2 separate regions of the Homo sapiens genome follow, and region 2 is linked to region 1. The links are chromatin loops, found by intact Hi-C in ENCODE. Cell type or tissue: endothelial cell of umbilical vein. All regions are shown on one strand. Links, peaks and the distances in the headings refer to the core of each region. The heading gives the core; the rest is flanking DNA. Region 1 holds the start of GRIN2D (glutamate ionotropic receptor NMDA type subunit 2D). Region 2 overlaps CYTH2 (cytohesin 2).

The links. Peaks named below come from ENCODE experiments on the same cell type or tissue, not always from the same donor. Only the 100,000 strongest peaks of a DNase experiment are listed, where the experiment ranks them.
Region 2: it touches region 1 in a loop (3-fold over the local background); 15 of 110 quality-filtered maps call a loop at or near these places.

The regions. Positions count from the first base shown.
Region 1 is chr19:48,393,189-48,404,188 of GRCh38, forward strand. GRIN2D (glutamate ionotropic receptor NMDA type subunit 2D) reads left to right here and starts at 480. Exons shown (of 14, transcript NM_000836.4): 1 at 480-680; 2 at 1,470-1,748; 3 at 5,179-5,669. The coding sequence starts at 5,205. It also overlaps a transcript of KDELR1 not described here. RefSeq lists silencers at 2,868-3,051, 5,307-5,406, 5,567-5,786 and enhancers at 7,496-8,037, 10,444-10,738. In endothelial cell of umbilical vein, for the core only: no CTCF peak of the experiment used is centred there; DNase peaks (open chromatin) are centred at 5,643, 6,653, 7,253 and 10,613; H3K4me3 peaks cover 1,084 bases; H3K27me3 peaks cover 512 bases.
Region 2 is chr19:48,474,748-48,485,747 of GRCh38, forward strand. It overlaps CYTH2 (cytohesin 2), which reads left to right. Exons shown (of 12, transcript NM_004228.7): 8 at 91-202; 9 at 3,322-3,398; 10 at 3,528-3,599; 11 at 3,691-3,845; 12 at 4,376-7,567. The coding sequence ends at 4,463. It overlaps LMTK3 (lemur tyrosine kinase 3), which reads right to left. Exons shown (of 15, transcript NM_001388485.1): 15 at 10,524-11,000. Among named protein-coding and RNA genes, the nearest start is that of CYTH2, 11 kb to the left of the region's middle. In endothelial cell of umbilical vein, for the core only: no CTCF peak of the experiment used is centred there; a DNase peak (open chromatin) is centred at 6,014; H3K4me3 peaks cover 827 bases; H3K27ac peaks cover 1,085 bases.

The DNA of each region.
Region 1 (11,000 bases), core at 3,001-11,000:
TCCTGGGTCCCAGTAGAGAAGGGGACTCCTGGGTCTGAGGGAGGAGGGGCTGGGGGGTGGGACTCCTGGGACCAGGGTCGAGACCTGGTTTTCAGGCCTGGCCTTCTGGGGCAATAAAAGCCACAGCTTGGGTCTTAGTGTGGCGAACACTGAAGTCAGGGAAAGGCCTCCTGTTTCCAGAGCCTCAAGGCAGGGCGGGGGCAGAGGGCAGCAACCCCCAGCCCTGGAGTCTAGCTCTGAAGCTGGTGTCTCCATACCGGGTTCTGAGTCCCTGCCTGCCTGTCCCCAGCCTGACTTCTTCCTCCCTTTTTATTTTCAGCCCCTCACTCCCTTGTCCCAGGAGGAAGGCAGAGGCTGGTAGCTAGGGGTGGGGGGCGGCCCCCTCCCCAAGCCTGGCAGGAGAAGGGGTCCCCAGGGAGGCCAGGAGGGGGGGCTGTGGGTCTCCCGGCAGTGGCAGACGGGGACTGAATGTTAATCGCATCCCGAGTGAGTGTGTGTGTGCGAGAACACAGCGAGTGTGTGAGTCCCTCCCGCTCCAGCTCCTCCAAGCCGCGGCCGCCGCCGCCACCCTCGCCCGCAGCCTCCCGCAGCCTCCCTCGGCCACCGGTGCCTGCTGGGGGTGTTGCCTGGGTAGGTCGGCCCGGCCCCCAGGGGTCTCTCGAGCGTCTGCCATCTGCCCGGTGAGGATCTGTGTGTCCGGGTGTCTGGGGCTGGCTGGTGGAGGGGGGGTGTGTCTGTAAGCGCTGCGGCGGCGGAGGGAGGGAGGGGTCTGTCTGTCTGTACCGACCCTGAGCTGCCTGCCTGGGTGTCGTGGGGCTCCCGCTCCTTCCCCCCGGCCCCCCCAAACCCAGATGGATGGTGTGTACCTGGGTTCTGTGCCTCCTGCCTGCGTCCGGCCAGGCGTCTGGGCGTCCCCGGCTGCCTGTGTCCTCCTGTCTGTCCAAACAGCCCCTATCAGCAGTGGCAGCCTGGCCCCCATTAGACCCCCCACTCTGTGTGTGTGTGTCTGTGTGTGTGTCCCTCCTCAAGCTCTGGGGGTGTTGAGGGGGAATCCCAGGGAAGTGAGATCGTGCGTGTGTGCGTGAGTGTATGTGTGTTTCTGCCTGTGTTTGAGAGTGGGGGAGTCAAGGGGGGGTCTAGAGGTGGCCAAGCGAGGAAGGGGCAAGCAGTTCCCCAAGCAGGCAATCTCCCGCTCCTCACACGCACACACCAGCCACTAGCTTCAGAGGTGACCCAGACAGACAGATAGACACAGACGCTGGAAGGGGGGGTGGGGGGGCTGAGGGCACAAAGCGGGGGTGCGAGTGAGCCAGGGAGAGGCGGGACTGGACACATGGAAAGGGGGGAGGAGCCGGGGCTGAAGCGGCAGAGGGGGGCACCCCGGGTGGGCGGAGGGGGGATCCCCACGGGGTCGGGGCGGCAAGAGGACACCCCGACAGCCTCTGCAATGTCCGGGGCCCAACTTCCAGAGCAACATGTGTAGCCACGTCCTCGCCTAGTCCAGGTGGCCGCAACCTTGGGGGAGAGACAGGGCAGGACAGGACCAAGGAAGAGGAAGGAGAGACGGAGCCAGGGACAGACAGGAGGTCCGGGCTGCCGCTGCTGCCGCCACCACCACTGCCGCCGCCCCGGGGCCTGCCCCCCGACATCGGCTCTCTGAGCCCTCCTCGGAATCTTGGGGTCGCTGGACGCCGGGTTCCGGTCCTGGCCCCCCCGCCATCCCCCCAACAGAACAGGGTCATGAAAAGGTAAGGCGGGGACAGGGGATGCAGGGATGGTGGTGGGAATGTGGACCCCCAAATCTAGGACAGAGGAAGTTGGCAAGAAGCCTCGTGGAGGGAGGGGGTTTGAACGGTGGGCAGGGGTCTTGACCCCCACCTAGCTCCCCTGTCCCTCAGGGACTCTCCTCCACCCTCTCTCTCTCCCTCTCTGAGCCCCTTTTTCCTGAGTCCCTACACCTCAGACCTTTCACGCCCCCATTTCTCTGACACTTGGCTCCCTCTCCCCATCCCCACATACCTGATGCCCCATATCCCTGTGCCTCCATCTCTCTATCTCACCTTCTCCCTGTACCCCCCTCCCTGCATCAGTCCCCCCATCGCGAGCCGGTCCTCTCCCTCTCTCCTCTCGCTCTCCCCTCCCATGTCAGAGCTATGAGTCTGCTATTAATACCCCCGCCAAGGACCTTGAGGGCATCCAGGCCCCCAGCACCCCTCGCCCCAAGCTCCCACCCCTTCCTCAAGGTTCTGGAACACCCTTCCAGCCTCTTCCAAGCATCAGGATTCGGGTGGGGAGAGACCGATGTTGTGTGTGTGTGTTGGGAGGTGAGGGGGGAGGAAACGGGATGCCGTCTGCAGCACAACTCGAGGTTGTGGGGGGAGCTGTTGATCGAAGTGGCCGCTCCTCTCTTCTCTGTTGGATGCTGTGGGGGGCAATGAAGACAGGGACACCCTAGGAATTTCTGGCACCCTCCTCCTCCTCCCCGCTTGGGGACAGGCTGTGCTATGTACAGGATCTAAGTGGGGTGACTAGGGAGGCCAGAGCTCGGTGGGGGGGCACCCAGGATGTTGGGAAGGATAGGGTTTGAAACCAAAAGGGGATCCTTAAGGGAGGACAGGAGCCGGAACCCGGACTCCTGGGTCCTTGGGGGAAGAGGGGAGCTGGGGACCTGGACTCTTGGTTCCTGCAGGGAGAGGAGGCTGGGCACTGGAGTTCCAGAGTCTTGGGGCAGGAGGGGCCTGGCCTCCTGGGTCCTGGGAAAGAACAGGACCGAATGCCCAGACTCCCAAGGCCTGGGGGAGGAAGGGGCTGCCAGAAGGACTCCTGGGTCTTTACGGGAGGAGGTAGGGGATAGCGCTTCCGTCTGAGGAAGGCAGGCTGGGAGCTCAGTCTCCTGAGTCCCTGACAGGGCAGGAGATGAGTGTTGGGGACTTTAGCCCTATGCAGATGGAAGTGGAAACGGAGGCTCATGAGGAGGTAGAGATGGAGGCGGGGGGAGCGGGGGGTTGTCCAGAGGCTGGACTCTGTGATCCCTGAGGGCGTGGGTTCTGGGGGTTGGGCCTTCAGAGTCCTGGAGGACTGGGGATGCCCCTCCTCAGGCCCTGGAGTGGGGGAGGCTGCTCTCCCTAATCCCTGTGGTTAGGAACTGAGCATGCAGCCCCCGTGAGAAGGGTGGGGCCGGGGGCTGCCCTCCTGGGCCTCAGTAGGGAGTGGGACGCGGGGTCCCTAAGAGCAGAAGCCAGGTAGGGGTGGGTCTGGGAGAGGCAGAGGAGGGGCTGGAGGGTGAGCAGCCACTGGGAATGGAGGGGAGCGTGAGTGTTAACCCCGCGGGGGCCAGGCCACAGCTGTGGGTTATTTTGGGGCGGAGTGGGGGGGTTATTCTGAGCGCTGATTGAGCCAGCTGCTTGGGGAAGGGCAATGGAAAGGAGGAGCGAAGAGAAGCCAGGATCGGGGAGGGATGGGCATACTAGGAGCCCCCAACCCCTTCCCTGGGGAGACAGGGGCCCGAGATCTCTGGGAAGGTGAGGTGGTGGGCAGAGGGGACGGGCTGTGGCCTCGAGGCAGGGGAGGGGTGGTGGACCTTTCCCCCGCCCTGGCTGTCTGTGGGGTGGACGAGGCCTGCGCTACCATGGCAACCAGACAGGAGCATGACAGCCAGGAGAGAACCCTTCCTTGTCTGGACCCTCACCCCTTCTGGAAGCCCCTAGTGCGGACTCCAGTCCTTCTCTGGGAACCAGGAGTCCAGACTCCCAGTGCCCTCCTCCCTCAGTCCCAGGCAGGACCCAGGAGCCTGGCTCCCAGCCCAACCACCCCAGGCGGCTAGTATTCAACAGGGGGCACAGGAAGAGAGGCTGTATTTCCTCTAATTTACCAAATTGCTCTGGGCTGGGTGCCAGGGACCCCCACACCCACCCCACCCAGCTCTCCACAGCTGTGCCCCCCAACCCCACATCCCAGATGGGGCCATGACTCCCTTGCTTTGAGAATGAGGGGATGGGGACAGGACTAAGGGGACAAAATGGGTTAGGGGTTGTGGTCAGGGTGAGGAGTAAGGTCATGTGGGGATTTTCTCTCCTTGGGGTGCCCCACTAATTTCTCTCTTTCTCTCCCCACACACCTGACCCCTTTTCCCTCTCATTTTTTCTCTCCCTTTTCCTCCCTTTTATTTCTGCTCCCTCCTGCCACTCGCCTTCCCCGCCTTACTTTCATGTCTGTACTGGGCACCTCCCTGGTGGGGGTCCCGATCTTGGCCTTGCTTCGCTATTTCTGTCCTCCTGTTTTCGCTCCGCTCTGCCTGCCTCCCTCAATCTCAATTGTTTCCCCATCCTTTATGTGCGCGTGTCTCTTGGTGGCCTTGGGGTCTCTGTCTCCCTCTTCCTGCCTTGCTGTCTTCTTCTCTGTCCAACTTTCTTGCCTCGCTTATCTCTCCCGCCTTCCTGCATCTCTTCCCGCCTCTATCATCCTCTCCCTGGGCCTCCCTCATTCCTGTTTCTGTCACTCCGTCCTCTCTCTCTCCGTCTTCTCCCCGTCTCTGCTGCTTCCGTCTCTCTCCTTCTTCCTGCCGCTCTTTCCCTCCCCGTCTCCCTGGGCCTCTCTCTGCTCCTATCTTGATCCCATCTCTGTGGGTGTCCCCATCCCCACCTTGTCTATCTTCCTCTCTCTCCCCTCTTACCTCTGTATCTTCCCCTGACCCCATTATCCACCCTCGTCTTTGCGTCTCCCCCAATCCCATACTCCACTTCTTCCTATCTCTGTCTCGCCCTATCTCTGCGTCTCTCCCTGTTTCACCTCTTCCTCTGGTGTTTCTTCCCCACCTCTCCCTTCCACCTCCCTCTGCTGTGTCTGTCTCTCCCTCTGTCTCTGCCTGTCTCTCCTCCATCTCTCTCTCTCCGTCTCCCCCTCTCTCTCCCCTCCATCTCTCTCTACCTCTGCCCGTCTCTCCCTCTGTCTCTCCTCCATTTCTCTCTCCCTCTGTCTCTCTCCCTTCCATCTCTCTCGTCCTCCGTTCCTGTCTCTCCCTCTGTTCCATCACCCCGACCGCTCCCTGTCCTCCCCATCTCGGCGCCTGTCCCTCGCTGCATCTCCTCCTCTGTGCGTCTCTTTATCTCGTCTCCCTGTCCCTGCGTCTCCCGTCTGTGCCTCCCTCTCCTCCCCGTCTCTCCCGGCCCGGGCGCTCAGAGGCCGCCCGGCGGGGCCCGCAGGCGATGCGCGGCGCCGGTGGCCCCCGCGGCCCTCGGGGCCCCGCTAAGATGCTGCTGCTGCTGGCGCTGGCCTGCGCCAGCCCGTTCCCGGAGGAGGCGCCGGGGCCGGGCGGGGCCGGTGGGCCCGGCGGCGGCCTCGGCGGGGCGCGGCCGCTCAACGTGGCGCTCGTGTTCTCGGGGCCCGCGTACGCGGCCGAGGCGGCACGCCTGGGCCCGGCCGTGGCGGCGGCGGTGCGCAGCCCGGGCCTAGACGTGCGGCCCGTGGCGCTGGTGCTCAACGGCTCGGACCCGCGCAGCCTCGTGCTGCAGCTCTGCGACCTGCTGTCGGGGTTGCGCGTGCACGGCGTGGTCTTCGAAGACGACTCGCGCGCGCCCGCCGTCGCGCCCATCCTCGACTTCCTGTCGGCGCAGACCTCGCTGCCCATCGTGGCCGTGCACGGCGGCGCCGCGCTCGTGCTCACGCCCAAGGTGCGCGCGACCGGGGCGGGGCGGGGCCACAGGAGGGGCGGGGACAGCCGCTGAGGGGCGGGACTGGGACAGCCAGCGGGGGCGGGGCCTAGAGGGGGCGGGGACTGTCCTGTGGGTCCGAGTCTGGGACAAGGTGGGCCCAGATGGTAGGCAGGGCTTAGGGCTAGATTAGAGGCGGGGCTGACTTGGAGGGGGCTGGTCTATAGGGTAAGCTGGGCCTTTAGGGTCAGAAAGAGGCCAGTCCTCGATGATCAGAGTATAGGGAGGACGTGGGCCCATTCATTGCAGGTAAGGGTCTGTAGTAAAGGCGAGTCGAGGGAAGGGTTAGGGGCTGGGAACGAAAAGGGACTAGCCCCAAATGGCAAAATCTGAGGGAGGGGTGGGACCTAGGATCAGCACAGGAAGAAGTCAGTTGAAAAGGAATGGGCCTGGGCGCGGTGGCTCACGCCTGTAATCCCAGCGCTTTGGAAAGCCGAGGCCGGCGGATCACTTGAGGTCACAGGAGTTTGAGACCAGCCTGGCCAACATGGTGAAACCCCGTCTCTACTAAATATACAAAAATTAGCCGGGCGTTGTGGCGGGCGCCTGTAATCCCAACTACTCGGGAGGGTGAGGCAAGAGAATTGCTTGAATCCGGGAGGCGGAGGCTGCGGTGAGCCGAGATCGTGCCACTGCACTCCAGCCTGGGCGACACAGTGAGACTCTGTCCAAAAGAAAAAGAAAAGGAATGGAGTTCAGAAAGAAAGGGGCGAAGTCTAGTGGAGAGGTGGCAGCTAGGAAGTATCAGAGGTATCAGGTACCAAGGACAGAGTTTGGGGAGGCGTTCGGCCGGTAGAGCATAGGGTCTAGAAGTCAGCCAGGGATGGAGGAGCCATCTTCTAAGTGGAAGTCGGAAAAGAGGAAGAGTCATTAGAGAGAGGAGGACGGGCAAGGGGTAGAACCAGGAAGCAAGGAATTGAGATTTGGTGCGAGGCCAGTCAGGGAAGGAGTGAGTCAGAAAAGGGGGCGGGGCTAGCCAGTTGGGGGCGGGGCCAGCGAGGGGCGGGGCCTAAGCACTCTAATAAAGGGGTGGGTCTAGGGAGGAAGCCGGTCCTGAGAGTAGGGTTTGAGAAGGGGCATACCCCGCTGTGAGGTGTGGAAAGCGAGAGTCCAGAGGATGGGCAGGAGGATGAAGGCTTATGGTGGAGGCCGACCCAGCCAATGACAGATCAAAGCCAGGAGCCTGCTGGGAAGGGATGGTAGAGGCTGGAGCTGGCCAGAGCCTGGAGAAAGGCCTGACTCCCAAGGGCACAGAAGGGGCCAGTTGTAGCGGACCTCTGGTAGAGAAGGAGAGAATTGGACCAAGCCTGCTCTGTGGATTGAGAATGGGTCAGCTAGGAGGTGGGGCCTGAGAAGGGGCGGGGCCTCTCCAGAGGTGGGGCCAGCGCAACCCAGAGGTGGAGCTTCATTCAATCTGCCCATTCCCTGCTGTGCGGGCCTGTGGCTGTGTGACTGCATCACTGTTGTATGCAGAGGCTCGTAGTCCTCTCCTGTCCAGAGCATTCTGGGAAGGACCTCTGTCCAACTTTCTTGTTCTCCTTGGCATGGTACTTTTCAGAGATTTGTAGGTAGATGCCCTGGGAGGCGAACTTATTTCTTAACTGCCACTTCCAAGGCATACTCAAAAGACGTGATCCCTCGTGCCTTCATTGCTGCTGAGAAGTGTGGTCCTCTCTGTTTCATTGTCCGCTGGGCACTGCGGTCGGCTCAGTGTACGCCCATAGCATTCTGGGAAATGTAGTCCCCGTGCTGCCCCTGGATGGAAGAAAGAATGATCTTCACAGCTCCATCTGTGCCCCACTGAATGCTGGGAATGTGGTCCCCTCAGCACACCTCCACCTGCTGAAGGAAGAGGTTCTCCTTGCATTACAATAAGACCTCATTTCCGGCCAGGTGCACTGGCTCACACCTGTAATCCCAGCACTTTGGGAGGCCGAGGCGGGCAGATCACCTGAGGCCAGGAGTTTGAGGCCAGCCTGGCCAACATGGAGAAACCCCATCTCTGCTGAAAATATGAAAATTAGCCGGGCATGGTGGCGCATGCCTGTAATCCCAGCTACTCAGGAGGCTGAGGCAGGAGTAATCGCTTGAACCTGGGAGGCGGAGGTTGCAGTGAGCCGAGATTGCAGTGAGCCGAGATCTTGCCACTGCACTCCAGCCTGGGGGACAGAGTGAGACTGTTCTCAAAAAAAAAAAAAAAACAATAAACAAAAAGAACTCATTCCCTCAGGACAACTGCAGTATCCCCTGTGCGCCTAGGGAGAAAGCCCACTTGCTGTTCTCATTGCATTACAGGAAGATTTATTGAGAGCTGATTCTGTGCCAGGGCTGTTTTAATTCCTAGGGAATACAGTTCTAGAGGGGGGGGGAAAAAAAGAGAGGGAGACAAGGTCCCTGCCTTATAGAGCTTGCATTTTAATGGTGAGACAGACAAAACCAGTAACAGTAAAATCCGGCTGTCCTGGAGGAAATCAACACAGGATGTTGTAATGACTGAGGATGGAGTTTCAATAGATGGCAGTCAGGGGAGGCCTCCCTGAGGCGGTGACACCTGAGCTGGAGGTGTCAGGTGGAGGTCTGGCATGGAGGAGGTAGGGAAAAGTGTCCCCAGGAGAGGCAACAACAAAGGACAAAGCCCTTGAAGCAGGAAGGAGCTTGATGTATTTGAGGAAGAGCAAGAAGGGAGTGTGGCTGGAGCCCACTGGGGGATTGGGGTGGCAGGAGATGAGGTCAGAGAAGCAACGGGGGCCAGTTCACGCAGGGCCTTGGGGCCACGGTGAGGACTTTGGCTTTGATTCTGAGGTAGAATCACTGGAAGGTTTTCAATTGAGAAGGGATGTGATCCAATTAATATTTTGAAACAATCACTCTGGCTGCTGTTTGGAGAATAGACTGGAAGATGCAAGATTGAAAACAAAGATAGGCTGGGCGCAGTGGCTCATGCCTGGAATCCCACCACTTTGGGAGGCCAAGGCGGGTGGATCACTTGAGGTGAGGAGTTTGATACCAGCCTGGCCAACATGGTGAAACCTCCCTCTACTAAAAATACAAAAATGAGCTTGGCATGGTGGTGCATGCATGTAATCCCAGCTACTTGGGAGGCTGAGGCAGGAGAATTGCTTGAACTCAGGAGGTGGAGGTTGCAGTGAGGCGAGATCTCGCCACTGCATTCCAGCCTGGACAACAGAGCGAAACTTGAAAGAAAGAGAGAAAGAGAAGGAAAGAAAGAAAGAAAGAAAGAAAGAAAGAAAGAAAGAAAGAAAGAAAGAAAGAGAGAAAAGAAAACAGAGATGGGTGGGAAAGTTGTAGATAGCTGGGCAAGAAAGGGTGACAATGAGAGTTGTGACAGTGATGGCAGTGAGGAGTGGACAACTGGAGCTATCTTTGAACGTAGAGCTAAGAAGACTTGGAGATGGCTGAATGTGTGAGGGAAAGAAAGGGAAAGGATGATTTAGGTTTGGGGCCTGAGCATCAGGGTGAATGAGAGAGAGAGGAAAAAAAAGGCAGCTGCTCTTTATTCCTTAAGATTCTTTACTCCTGGCCGGGCGCGGTGGCTCATGCCTGTAATCCCAGCACTTTGGGAGGCCGAGGCGGGTGGATCATGAGGTCAGGAGATCGAGACCATCCTGGCTAACAAGGTGAAACCCCGTCTCTACTAAAAATACAAAAAATTAGCCGGGCGCAGTGGCGGGCGCCTGTAGTCCCAGCTACTCGGGAGGCTGAGGCAGGAGAATGGCGTGAACCCGGGAAGCGGAGCTTTCAGTGAGCCGAGATTGCGCCACTGCGGTCCGCAGTCCGGCCTGGGCGACAGAGCAAGACTCCGTCTCAAAAAAAAAAAAAAAAAAAAAAAAGATTCTTTACTCCTTTACGAGAGAGAGAGAGAGAGAGAGAGAGAGAGAGAGAGAGAGAATAGGGAACAGTCTTGAGATAGGGGAAAGATCGAGCAATCTGTTTTTGACATGCTAATTTTGAGACACCTTGGAAATCCAAGAGGAGATATTGAATAAAAAGGAGGATAGGGGCCAGGCATGGTGGCTCACACCTGTAATCCCAGCACTTTGGGAAGCCGAGGCAGGCAGATCACTTGAGTTCAGAAGTTCGAGACCAGCTTGGCCAACATGGTGAAACCCTGTCTCTACTAAAAATACAAAAATTAGCTGGGTGTGGTGGCATGTGCCTGTAATCCCAGCTACTCAGAAGGCTGAGGCAGGAGAATTGCTTGAACCCAGGAGGCAGAGGTTGCAGTGAGTGAAGATGGTGCCATTGCACTCCAGCCTGGGCAACAGAGGAAGACTCTGTCTCAAAAAAAAAAAAAAAAAAAAAAAAAGGCTGGAGGATAGATTTGTCTGGAGCTCACATGAGAGGTTGTGACTGAGGACAGGAGCCATTAACATATCCAGCACTGTTCAATAAAACTTTCAGCAAAGATGAAGCTGTTCTATAGCTGCTCTGTCCGATTTGAAAGCCACAAGCCACATGTGGCTGTTGAGTACTTGACAAGTGGTTAGTGCACCCAGAAAACTAAGTTTTAAATTCTATTTAACATTTTTTTCCTCTGGTCCTTGATTCAGGATAAATTTTATTTAATTTTAATTTGAATAGTTATGAGTGGCTAACAGCCACCCTATTGGATAGCATGGGAGACAGTATTTAAACTCATGGGCCTGGTTGAGATCACCAGGGAGAGAGGAATAGAGAAGAGAACAGTAAGGCACTCCTAGTGTTTAGAATTTAGAATTCTGGCTGAGGAAGAAGGGCCAGCAAAGGAGGCAGAGGAAGAGGTGACAGAGAGGTAGGAGGAAAACCAAAGAAGGGAAAGGACACTCTGCAAAGCTTCTTCCAGTAGGGAAATACCATCAGCACCCTCATTGCATGCTGGGAGATGTAGTCTCCTCACTGCCTTCAGGGAACCAGTCCCTCTCAGTGGCTGCTGGGGGCTGTAGTTCCCTTACCGGATGCTGGTTGTATTAATGACAGTGATGTTAGCTGCTGGAACGGATGAACCCCCAAATCTCAGTGGATCACCCAACAGGAGGTTGTTTCTCATTCATATAAAATCCAGGCCAGGCACAGTGGCTCACGCCTGTAATTCCAGCACTTTGGGAGGCCAAAGCGGGTGGATCATCTGAGGTCAGGAGTTCAAGACCAGCCTGGCCAACATGGAGAAAACCCGTCTCTACCAGAAATACAAAAATTAGTTGGGCGTGGTGGCGCACGCCTATAGTCCCAGCTACTCGGGAGGCTGAGGCAGGAGAACTGCTTGAACCCGGGAGGCGGATGTTGCAGTGAGCC
Region 2 (11,000 bases), core at 2,584-10,583, 81 kb after region 1:
ATCCCATCCCTGGTCTCGCTGCCCCCCACCCTGAGTAACCCTGGGGGGCCCCAGGGGGCTCGAATGGCTAATGCAGCCTTTACTCCTCAGAACCTGTACGACAGCATCCGAAATGAGCCCTTCAAGATTCCTGAGGATGACGGGAATGACCTGACCCACACCTTCTTCAACCCGGACCGGGAGGGCTGGCTCCTGAAGCTGGGTACGTGCCCTCCCGACCCCGCTGGTCCCTCCGCAGGAGGACATTTGTGGGCCTGGGCCCTGGACTCAGCTTCCGCACACACCTGCTGCCTGAACTGAGGCAAATGATTCGACCTCTCTGAACCTCAGTTTTCCACACCCAAAAAATGGGGCTGAAAATAAAATCAGGCCTGTGTGCTGGGCCTGGCCTGTAGTAAGTACTTCCCAACCCCTTCTCTTGACCCACAAATGTTGATGGAGCCCTTCTGTGCCAGGCCCTGAGCTGGGCTGAGGAGGCAGTGAGAGGCAGCTGACATTGTCCTTTCGTGGGAGAAGAGTTCACTCAGGCTTCTTTCCACTGCGTTAACCCAGCCCGAGGGAGCCAAACCCCTGGAATCTATTCCCCTTGGCAAGAACTCCCAGGGTTCCAGGCAGGACTGACCCCGCACTCCGAGGCATCAGGCCCAGAGCACTTGGCTGATCCAGGTGCCATCCTTCCCGAAACACCACCCACAGGCAGAAAAGAGCCAAACAGGCCAGGAAACCTGTCCCAGATTCTGGCTTCCAGCTGTGGAGGGAATAGCCAGGGCTGGTGCAGATGAGTCGGGAAACCCAGCAGAGATGGAGGGGGGAGTCTTCGTCATAACACGTGGCACTGGCACATTCAAGGTCGGTTAGCATGGATCAGACAGGATCGTAGCATGATGAGGGGTTAGCACAAGGACTAGAGTGGTTCTCAGCCCTGGCTGTACATGAGATTTGCCTGGGCAACTCGAAAACTCCGGTGGCTGGGCCATAGACTCCTGAAGTCAGGCTCTCAGGAGCAGAAGGGCCATCAGTCATCGTTTAAGCTCCTCGGGTGCTCCCAATGCATAGTCAAGGTTGAGAGCTACTGGCCTGGAGCCGTGCCTGGTAACAGTAGGTGCCACCTGCGTGTTAGATGTGGTTTATAATGGAGACACGGTGCACAGCTGCTCCAGAGAGACACATCTGGGCAGTTACAGTCCAGCACAGCAGTGGAGGCTTCCCGCGGCAGCAGGAGAGCCCACAGGAAGCTTTCAGCTCAGTGAAGGGAGTCAAGGTCAGGCTTCTTGGAAGGAGGTTGGACAGGGCAGCTTTGGCCTCTGAGTCTTGGGGGCCTCCCCATGTGGAACTGTGCTCTTAAACCAGGGCATCACCACCTCAACAGATGCCAGGGTTTCCTGGTAAATGTAAAATACACAAGTCAGGCAGGGCACAGGGGCCCACCCCTGTAATTTCAGCACTTTGGGAGGACAAGGCAGGAGGATTGTTAGAGGTCAGGAGTTTGAGACCAACCTGGGCAATATAATGATACCCCCCATCTCTACAAAAAATAAAAAAATTAGCCAGGCATGGTGATGTGGGAGGATTGTTTGAGCTCAAGTGGTCGAGGCTTCAGTGAGTCATGGTTGCGCCACTGCAGTCCAGCCTGGGCAACAGAGCGAGACCCCGTCTCTATAAAATAAAACATGCAAATCACTGTCCAGCCAACACCCCAGTCCAGATCCCTGCATTCGATCCAAGGGAGGCAGACTGCTGGGGGAAATTGAGAGTCCTCGAGGTGCCCCTGGCAGTGAGCGGGCCAGAAAGAGAAGCAGGAAGGCGCCAGCATCACGAGGAACTGCTTCCCTCAAAACTGCTGTCAGGCCAGGCACGGTGGCTCAGGCCTGTAATCCCAGCACTTTGGGAGGCTGAGGCAGGCAGATCACTTGAGGTCAGGAGTTTGAGACCAGCCTGGCCAACATGGTGAAACCCCGTCTCTACTAAAAATACAAAAATTAGCCGGGCGTGGTGGCAGGCACCTGTAATCCCAGCTACTTGGGAGGCTGAGGCACAAGAATTGCTTGAACCCAGGAGGTGGAGCTTGCAGTGAGCCGAGATCACACCATTGCAAATCCAGCCTGGACGACAGAGCGAGACAGTCTCAAAAAAACAAAACAAAACAAAAACTGCTCCTGTGAGCAGTAACTTTCCCATTTCCCAGAGGCTCACGCCTCAGTTTGGTTCTGAGCCCCACCTAAGGCTGCCCAGCCCCAGGGACATCTCTGACCAAAGGGCCTCTGTTCCCTTTGTGCCAGTTAGAGGGACCCCTTCCTTAAAAGATGGAAATACAGGAGTGGAGATTGGTGATGGTGGTTGCTACTCCATGCCTAATAAAAGCCATTCTTACTGTCATTGTTTAACCCTGGGCCCACAAGGAAGCCAGCAGCAGGTCATTTTGCCACAGGAAGGTGTAGGCCCGAGTGAGTCTCCAGGCTGGAGTCCAGAGAGTCCAAGAGAGTGCCCTGAGGTCACACAGCCAGTTTGTGCAGGAGCTGAGATGGGCCCTCACACCCACCTCAGACCAAGGGCTGGGGGTTTTGCCTTCTGTCCTGTGGGGGCCTCCTCCAGGGCAGAGGCACTTTTACCATGTCAAGGGAGGATGCTCCTGGCCTAGGACAGACCCTAGGGGGTAGGCTGGGGCCCTGTACCGAAGCAAGGGGTTTTCAAGGCTGCCACCCGGGGCTCATGGCCCTTGGCCTCTCTGGGAGGGAGGAGCCCCGGCCATCCCCACCCTCGTGGATGTAACTGGTTTTCTTCCCTCTCTCTCCCTCCCCTCCTCTCTGCGTCTTTCCCTCTCTCCTGTGTTTGCCTCTCTGTCCTGCCCCTGCGCACCCCTCCCTGTGCCCACCCTGTTTCTGTCGCCTGCGGCTCTTGGGGGTGCTCCATTCTCCCGCCTTCCCTTCTCCTGCACCTGGTCCTGCCTGCTTTCTCGCTGTCTGCCCCAGGAGGTAGGTACACGACCTGTCTTTGTCTCCCATCACTAGACGAGGGGAGGGGGCTGCCCTGGCGCCCTGGCGCCCTGGCCTCCTGCCCACAGGAGGAGGGGGCTGGGGGCTCAGGCTCCTGGGCTGGGACTGACAGACTCAGAAAATGTGGAGCCCCAAGCTGGGGGTGGACGATTCCTGGAGCCCCAACATGCCTGGCCCTGCTTGTCTGTCTCCCCCAACGCAGCGGCTTTGTCTAGGCCCCAGGAGCCCCACCTCTACCGCTCTTGCTCTGCTTCTCACGCCCCTCCCATCTCCCAGAGGCCCTGTCCCCCTGTTGAGCCCAGGCCCCCTCCCACCCCTTCCCTTTCAGGGGGCCGGGTGAAGACGTGGAAGCGGCGCTGGTTTATCCTCACAGACAACTGCCTCTACTACTTTGAGTACACCACGGTGAGCGTGACCCGACCCGGGCTCTGGGGTCCTGGGCGGAGTGGCTGGGAGCCTGGACTCCTGGGGCTGAGGGAGGTGGGGTGGGGTGAGGACTTGGAAGTCTGAGTTCTGTCCACCTTGCTTCTTCAGGACAAGGAGCCCCGAGGAATCATCCCCCTGGAGAATCTGAGCATCCGAGAGGTGGACGACCCCCGGAAACCGGTAAGACCCTCTCTGTACACCTTCCTGCCAGGGCGGGGCCTCCTCTGCCCAGGGCTGGTTCTTACCTGCGCCCTTCCTCTCTCGTCCCCAGAACTGCTTTGAACTTTACATCCCCAACAACAAGGGGCAGCTCATCAAAGCCTGCAAAACTGAGGCGGACGGCCGAGTGGTGGAGGGAAACCACATGGTGTACCGGATCTCGGCCCCCACGCAGGAGGAGAAGGACGAGTGGATCAAGTCCATCCAGTGAGCCTGGACTCCTGGGCCTGATGGAGGAGGGGCTGGGGCCTGGACTCCTGGGTCTGATGGAGGAGGGGCAGGGGCCTGGATGCCTGGGTCTGATGGAGGAGGGGCTGGGGCCTGGACGCCTGGGTCTGACGGAGGAGGGGCTGGGGCCTGGACTCCTGGGTCTGACGGAGGAGGGGCAGGGGCCTGGACACCTGGGTCTGACGGAGGAGGGGCCGGGGGCCTGGACCCCTGGGTCTGACGGAGGAGGGGCCGGGGGCCTGGACTCCTGGGTCTGACGGAGGAGGGGCCGGGGGCCTGGACTCCTGGGTGTGAGGGAGGAGGGGCCGGGGGCCTGGACTCCTGGGTCTGAGGGAGGAGGGGCCGGGGGCCTGGACTGCTGGGTCTGAGGGAGGAGGGGCCGGGGGCCTGGACTCCTGGGTCTGAGGGAGGAGGGGCCGGGGGTCTGAGACTCCTCCTGGGTATGAGGGAGGAGGGGCTGGAGGCCTGGACTCCTTGGCCCTCATCCTGGGACCCCTCCCCTTCTGCAGGGCGGCTGTGAGTGTGGACCCCTTCTATGAGATGCTGGCAGCGAGAAAGAAGCGGATTTCAGTCAAGAAGAAGCAGGAGCAGCCCTGACCCCCTGCCCCCAACTCCATTATTTATTACGGAGCTGCCCCGCCTGGGTGGCCGGACCCCTGGGCCTTGGGGCTGTGGATCCTGGTTCCCTGTTTGGAAAATTCACCACCTCTAGCTCCTCACTGTTCTTTGTAATTAACACGCTGTTGGTAATCTTATTAATTATTTAACCACTTGGCCTGCTGACCCCCTCATTTCTTGGGGTTGACAGAGTCGAGGTGCTCCGTGGAGCCAGCCTGTTTCCCTGGACAGGGGCCTGGACCCGCCTGTCTCTGGGTGCTGCCTGGGCTGTCCCGGTGGGTCTGTTCTGGTTTCACCCCGAGCCCAGCAGGAGTGGAGTAAAGGGAGAAGGTTAATATGGTGGGAGTCTGGAGTTGGAATTGGCCGGGGACAGAGTTTAGAATGCAGGGATTCAGGGTCAAGGTCTAGCATTCATTCTAGAAGTTACTTGACAGCCATCAGCCAGTTACGCTACAGCCATCAGCTAGTTCCCATCGTTGCTTTCATGGGGCTTGAGGTCTTTGAGGGGCAGGAGATGAAGCTGGTGAGGTTGTGAGCTGGGCCAGGGCTTTGAGGACAACCTGGAGCTGGAAGAACATGCGACCACCTCAGGGAGGGTCAGGGAAGGATGAGTGGGGAGGTGGCCCATGTCCTGCAAGGGCCTTGCTGATGGGATGTCCTGAAGGGCTGGGCAGCCTTAGATCGGGCTAAGAGGGCAGGACTGTGGGCCAGTGCCAGAGCCAGGCTTGTCTGTTCTCAAAGGATCAGCCTCCTTTGGAGGACATTTTGTGTCAAGGATAGGGCTGAGGACCTGCGTTCTGAACGTCTTTCCTGGGATTCTTGACAGCCAAAGAAATTCGAGGATCGCCTCTATGAAGGTGAAGTCTTGGCATGTGGGGTACCCCTGAATCCTGGGCTAAGGTCTGTGACCTTTTGCCCTCCAGTTGGGGTATGTGTGGTGTCCCCAAAGAACAAGGGCTCGTGGATCCCGAGCAGGGTGCGATGGCGGATTGGGAGGTCCCATGTCACTCTCCCATGCCCGCCTTTGAAGCTGAGGCGCTCTTTAGTTAACAAACTACAAGTCCCAGCAGGGACCGGGACGCGGGTGGGAGAGGCGCCTGTGGCCCCGAGGCGTGCCGCGAGTTGTAGTCCCTCCTGCCCGCTGTGTTCGCTTTTGAGCTCTCCGATGGGATGCGGCGCTTCGGAATTTCGGGCTTTGATCCCTGTCCCGCCCTTGGCCACAGGCACCTGCCGGCCTGAAGGCCCCCGCGGTGGGGGTACCCTGCGCCCCTCCGCGGGAAGGTGGACTACAGTTATCGGCAGGCTGTGCGGCGCCAAAGCCACGGTGACCCAGACCCGAGGTTTTTCCGGGCGTCGCAGTTTCCCGAGACTCCGTGGCGGCGTTTGTCTTCTTTTTCTTAGTCAGATCCCGTACTTTTGTGGAGGGTAGAGGAGGCTTTGACCGCCGCGGCCCCGGGGGCTGGTGGGAAATGGAGTTCCAAATGAGAAAATAGAATTCCCCACTTCTCTTTCCCACAGGTGCCAGGGAAACGGAGTCATCGACCCAAGAAGGTCGTGGGAGATGAGGTCCCAGGGTAAACAGCGGGTCCCGCCACTATGTCACCCTTTCCTGCCGCCTCCCCGGATGAACTGCATGCAGGGCGGCCGGCTCCGTGGCAGGCAGAGGCAGGAAGAGGCGCGGAGCCCGCTGGTGGCGAAGAGGGGAGTGCGGCGGGAGGGGAGGGCAGAGGCAGGCGGCCGGTCGCGTGGGGCCTGGGCCGCCCCAGGAGGGCCTCTGGCTGGATTCTTAGCAGATGGAAGCCGTGCAAGGGCAGGAGGCAGGGGCCTGACGTGTTTGGATTGAGGTTGCAGGAGGGGCCCCTGGCTGCTTCAGGGAGAATAATTTGGAGGCGAGCGGGGAGGTGAGAGGAAGCTGTGCGGTGCAGGATGGCGTGGCTGTGGAGGTGGAGAACGTTGGGCCACGCTAGGAGTCTTGAAAGAGGAGCCAAAAGGACTTGCTGAGAGCCGCCGCAGCTGGTGAATGACGGTGCCATGACTGAGGTGGTCGAAAGGGAGTATTTAAGGGGAAATCAGGCATTCCGTTTTGACCAAATTAAGCTGGAGATGCCTGTGGAACATTCCAGCCAGGCTGCATCACGTCACACTGACCTTCAGCATTGCCCACAGTCCATCTTCCCCCAGGACCTGAGGATTTTGCGTCCGGCTCCCTCCTCGCCCAGGACCCCCAAGCTCCCAGCACGCTTCTGATTTTTTTTGTAGGTTTTTTTTTTTGTTTTTTGTTTTGTTTTGTTTTGTTTTTGAGAGGGAGTCTCACTTTGTGCCCTAGACTGGAGTGCAATGGCGCCATCTCGGCTTACTGCAACCTCCACCTCCCAGGTGCAAGCGATTCCCCTGCCTCAGCTTCCCGAGTAGCTGGGATTACAGATGTGAGCCACCGTACCCAGCTAATTTTTGTATTTTTAGTAGAGACGGGGTTTCACCATATTGGCCAAGCTGGTCTCGAACTCCTGACCTCAGGCGATCCATCTGTCTCAGCCTCCCAAAGTGCTGGGATTACAGGTGTGAGCCACCGCGCCAGGCCTCAGCCCACTTCTTTTGGGTGGCAATGGTTTGGATATCGTTTGTCCTCACTAAAATTCATGTTGAGATTCGAGCCCCAGTGTGGCAGGTGTTGGGATGTGGGGCCTCATAAGGAGCTGTGTGGTCTTGGAGGTGGAGTCCTCATGGATAGATTAATGCCTGCCTTAAGGGGTGAGTGAGTGCTCACCCTTGGGAATTTGGGAATTTGGTTTTCTCTCCCTTGCTTCCTTCAGCACCATGTGATCTCTGTGCACACAGCTGCATCCTTCTGCCCTCCCCCAGAAGCAGCAGCAGCCTCAGGGATGAGGGAGGTCCTCAGTGAGTGCACCTGCCCAGTCTTGAACCTTCCAGCCATCAGAATCTGAGCCAAATCAACCTCTTCCTTTATAAAGACCCAGCCTCAGGTCTTCTGTCAGAGCAACACAAAATGGACTCAGCACGGATCAAATTGTGTCTCCCCCACCCCCACAAAAAACTTTATATTAAAATCCTAACCCCCAGCATCTCAGAATGTGATCTGATTAGGAAATAAGGTCATTGCAGATATAATTAGTTCAGATGAGGTCATTCATGTGGGCCCTAATCCAATAGGATGTGTGTCTTATAAAAGTTTGTACAGAGACCCAGACACACAGAAATGACACCATGTGGAGGTGAAGGCAGAGATTGGGGTGACGCCTCTACAAACCGAGGAAAACCAAAGCTGCCGGCACACCCTCAGAAGCCAGAGACCGGGGACTCATCCTCCCTCACAGCCTCAGGAGCAGCCAGGGCTGACACCCTCATCTCAGACTTCTGACCTCCAGCACTGGGAGACCTTCAGTTTTTGTGATTTAAGCCACTAATTTTGAGGTACTTTGTTATGTCAGCCCTAGATAACTAACCACTCCTCCCTCAGACCCAGGAGTCCAGGCCCAGCCCCTTCTTCCCTCAGACCCAGGAGTTGGGGACCCCGGCCCCTCCTCCCTCAGACCCAGAAGTCCAGGCCCCAGCCCTTCCTCCCTCAGACCCAGGAGTCCAGGCCCCCATCCCCTCCTCCCTCAGACCCAGGAGTCCAGGCCCCCATCTCCTCCTCCCTGAGACCCAGGAGTCCAGACCCCCATCCCCTCCTCCCTCAGACCCAGGAGTCCAGGCCCCCATCCCCTCCTCCCTCAGACCCAGGAGTCCAGGCCCCCATCTCCTCCTCCTTGAGACCCAGGAGTCCAGACCCCCATCCCCTCCTCCCTCAGACCCGGGAGTCCAGGCCCCCATCCCCTCCTCCCTCAGACCCGGGAGTCCAGGCCCCCATCCCCTCCTCCCTCAGACCCGGGAGTCCAGGCCCCCAGCCCCTCCTCCCTCAGACCCGGGAGTCCAGGCCCCCAGCCCCTCCTCCCTCAGACCCGGGAGTCCAGGCCCCCAGCCCCTCCTCCCTCAGACCCGGGAGTCCAGGCCCCCAGCCCCTCCTCCCTCAGACCCGGGAGTCCAGGCCCCCAGCCCCTCCTCCCTCAGACCCGGGAGTCCAGGCTTCAGCCCCTCCTCCCTCACACCCGGGAGTCCAGGCCCCCAGCCCCTCCTCCCTGAGACCCAGGAGTCCAGGCCCCCAGCCCCTCCTCCCTCAGACCCAGGAGTCTAGGCCCTGGTCTTTCCTCCCTAAGGCCCAGGAGTCCAGGCCCCCAGCCCCTCCTCCCTCAGATCCAGGAGTTCAGGCCCAGCCCCCTCCTCCCTCAGACCCAGAAGTCCTGCCCCCAGTCACCAGCCCTTCCTCCCTCAGACCCAGAAAGTCCAGCTCTCACCTTCCCCCCGCTGCCTTGGTTCATGCAGCACCCACCCACCCTGTGGCAGGTGTCTCAGGATCACTTCAAGCACCACCAAGTCTCCCAGCAGGACTTATTGGGAAGAAGCTAAAACCTTATCCTCTCTCTCCCTTTCCCCAATCCCCCAGGACTCACATGTGACCCTAATGCCGCCATCACCTTAACTCCGAGGCCAGAGTCTACACTACAGCCTCCCTAACAGAGGGAAGGGGCTGGGTTCCCACCCCTTGCTCCTTCCCTCTCCCCGCATCCAGACTACATCCCGCAAATACACCAGTGAACCTGGTACCAAGGTGATGGGGGACAGGTCAAGGCCAAGAGATCAGAGCCACAAAGACAAACCCGGTCAGAGGGAAAAAGACAGAGTCAAAACAGAATCCGGGAGAAACCGAGAACAAGAAATAGAGACAGCCTGGCGTGGTGGCTCACGCCTGTAATCCCAACACTTTGGGAGGCCAAGGCAGGCAGATCACTTGAGGTCATGAGTTCGAGATCAGCCTGGCCAACATGGTGTAACCCCGTCTCTACTAAAAATATAAAAATTACCTGGGCCTGGAGGCAGGCACCTGTCATTCCAGCTACTTGGGAGGCTGAGGCAGGAGAATCACTTGAACCCAGGAGGACTGCAGTGAGCCAAGATCGCCCCACTGCACTCCAGCCTGGGTAACAGACTGAGACTCCGTCTCATAAAAAAAAGGAAATAGAGACAAAAGCACAAGGCAGAAGGACATAATCGAGACAGGAGGAGGTGACAGGGAGACACAGACAAGGAGAAAAATGTGGAGGCAGGGAGGAACTCGAGACAAAAACATCGAAATAGAATTAGACAGGGAGGAGGAGGCCAAGAGCAAGAGACTCAGATGGGGAGACAGGAAAACTCCAGATCAGTTGGAGACCAAAACTGGGGCAGGGTGAGACAGGGAGCCAGAATGTTGGAAATGAGAGAGAGCCACACAGATAGGTGCGGTTAGGGTAAAGACAAGGGATGAGAATGTCAGCGAGGTGGGCGGTCGCATGGAAAAACAGGTAAACTGAGGCAGCACCACGCTGGGTGGGGAGGTAGACCCTGAACTTCAAGGAACAGGCAGTGCCGACCTGAGGTGGGTGGGATGTGATCGTGATCCAGTGTGGGCATGAGCAGCTCATTTCTGAGCCCCTGCCCCACTAGCCCCTGGCCCTGGGATAGCGTCTGGCCACCACCGCGGGCCACCTTGCAGAAACGTGGCTCTGACCGCAGCCTGCACCTTCCCACCCAACCCCAGTGGGCTCCTTATGGTTTTTTGTTTGTTTGTTTTTTGTTTTTTTTTTTTGAGATGGAGTCTCACTCTGTCGCCCAGGCTGGAATGCAGTGGCACGATCTTGGCTCACTGCAACCTCCGTCTCCTGGGTTCGAGCGATTCTCTTGCTTCATCCTTATGGCCTCTTGAGCCAGCAGTGCTGCTGCTGCAGCGGCCAAGGTTGGGCGATGCAAACCCCAGGCGCAGAGCCGGGATCTGGAGAAGCAGAGAAGCCGGGCCTCCGCCACTGTGCGGGAGTTTCCGCTTCTCTGAGCATCCGATGTCCCATCTGCCATGCGGGCCAGGCTGTGAGGATGGGACTTCTCAGGGTCGCACTCGCTCCCTGCATCCTCCCCTCCTCACCTCGCGAAATACGCACAGGCCCCGTGTTCCTCCAAAAAGTTGTTTTTGTCTTTTTTAAATAATGTGAAAATGCCACGCGAAGGTTTGAACCAGAGGCCCCTCCAGGGGCCGGGCTGGGGAGGGAAAGGGGAGACGCGAAATGGGGGGTCCGGGTCCCCGAAGCCTGCGGCCCCTGTCTTGGGCCAGGAGTGGGTGAGGAGGGACCTCCGCTGTGTCGAGGGGCTCCAGGCCCAAAAGAGTTCAGTTCAGTTCCGAGAAAGGCGGCTCTCTATGGAGGGGCGGGGGGATTCCTGCCTCATTTGGCTCCGAGGGGGTCAGGGGGGTCAGGGGAGCCATCTGGGGGGCTGGGGGGCGGGGGCCCGGGGCCTCCCGTTTGGCACATGGTAGGGGAGTGGGAGGGGGAGGGCCCAGCCTCGGGGGCCTCCCCAGAGGCGGCGTCTGCGGTGGTGGCAGTGGCGCCGTCATCCACAGAGGATTCCATTCTCAACCCCTCTTCTGAGGGT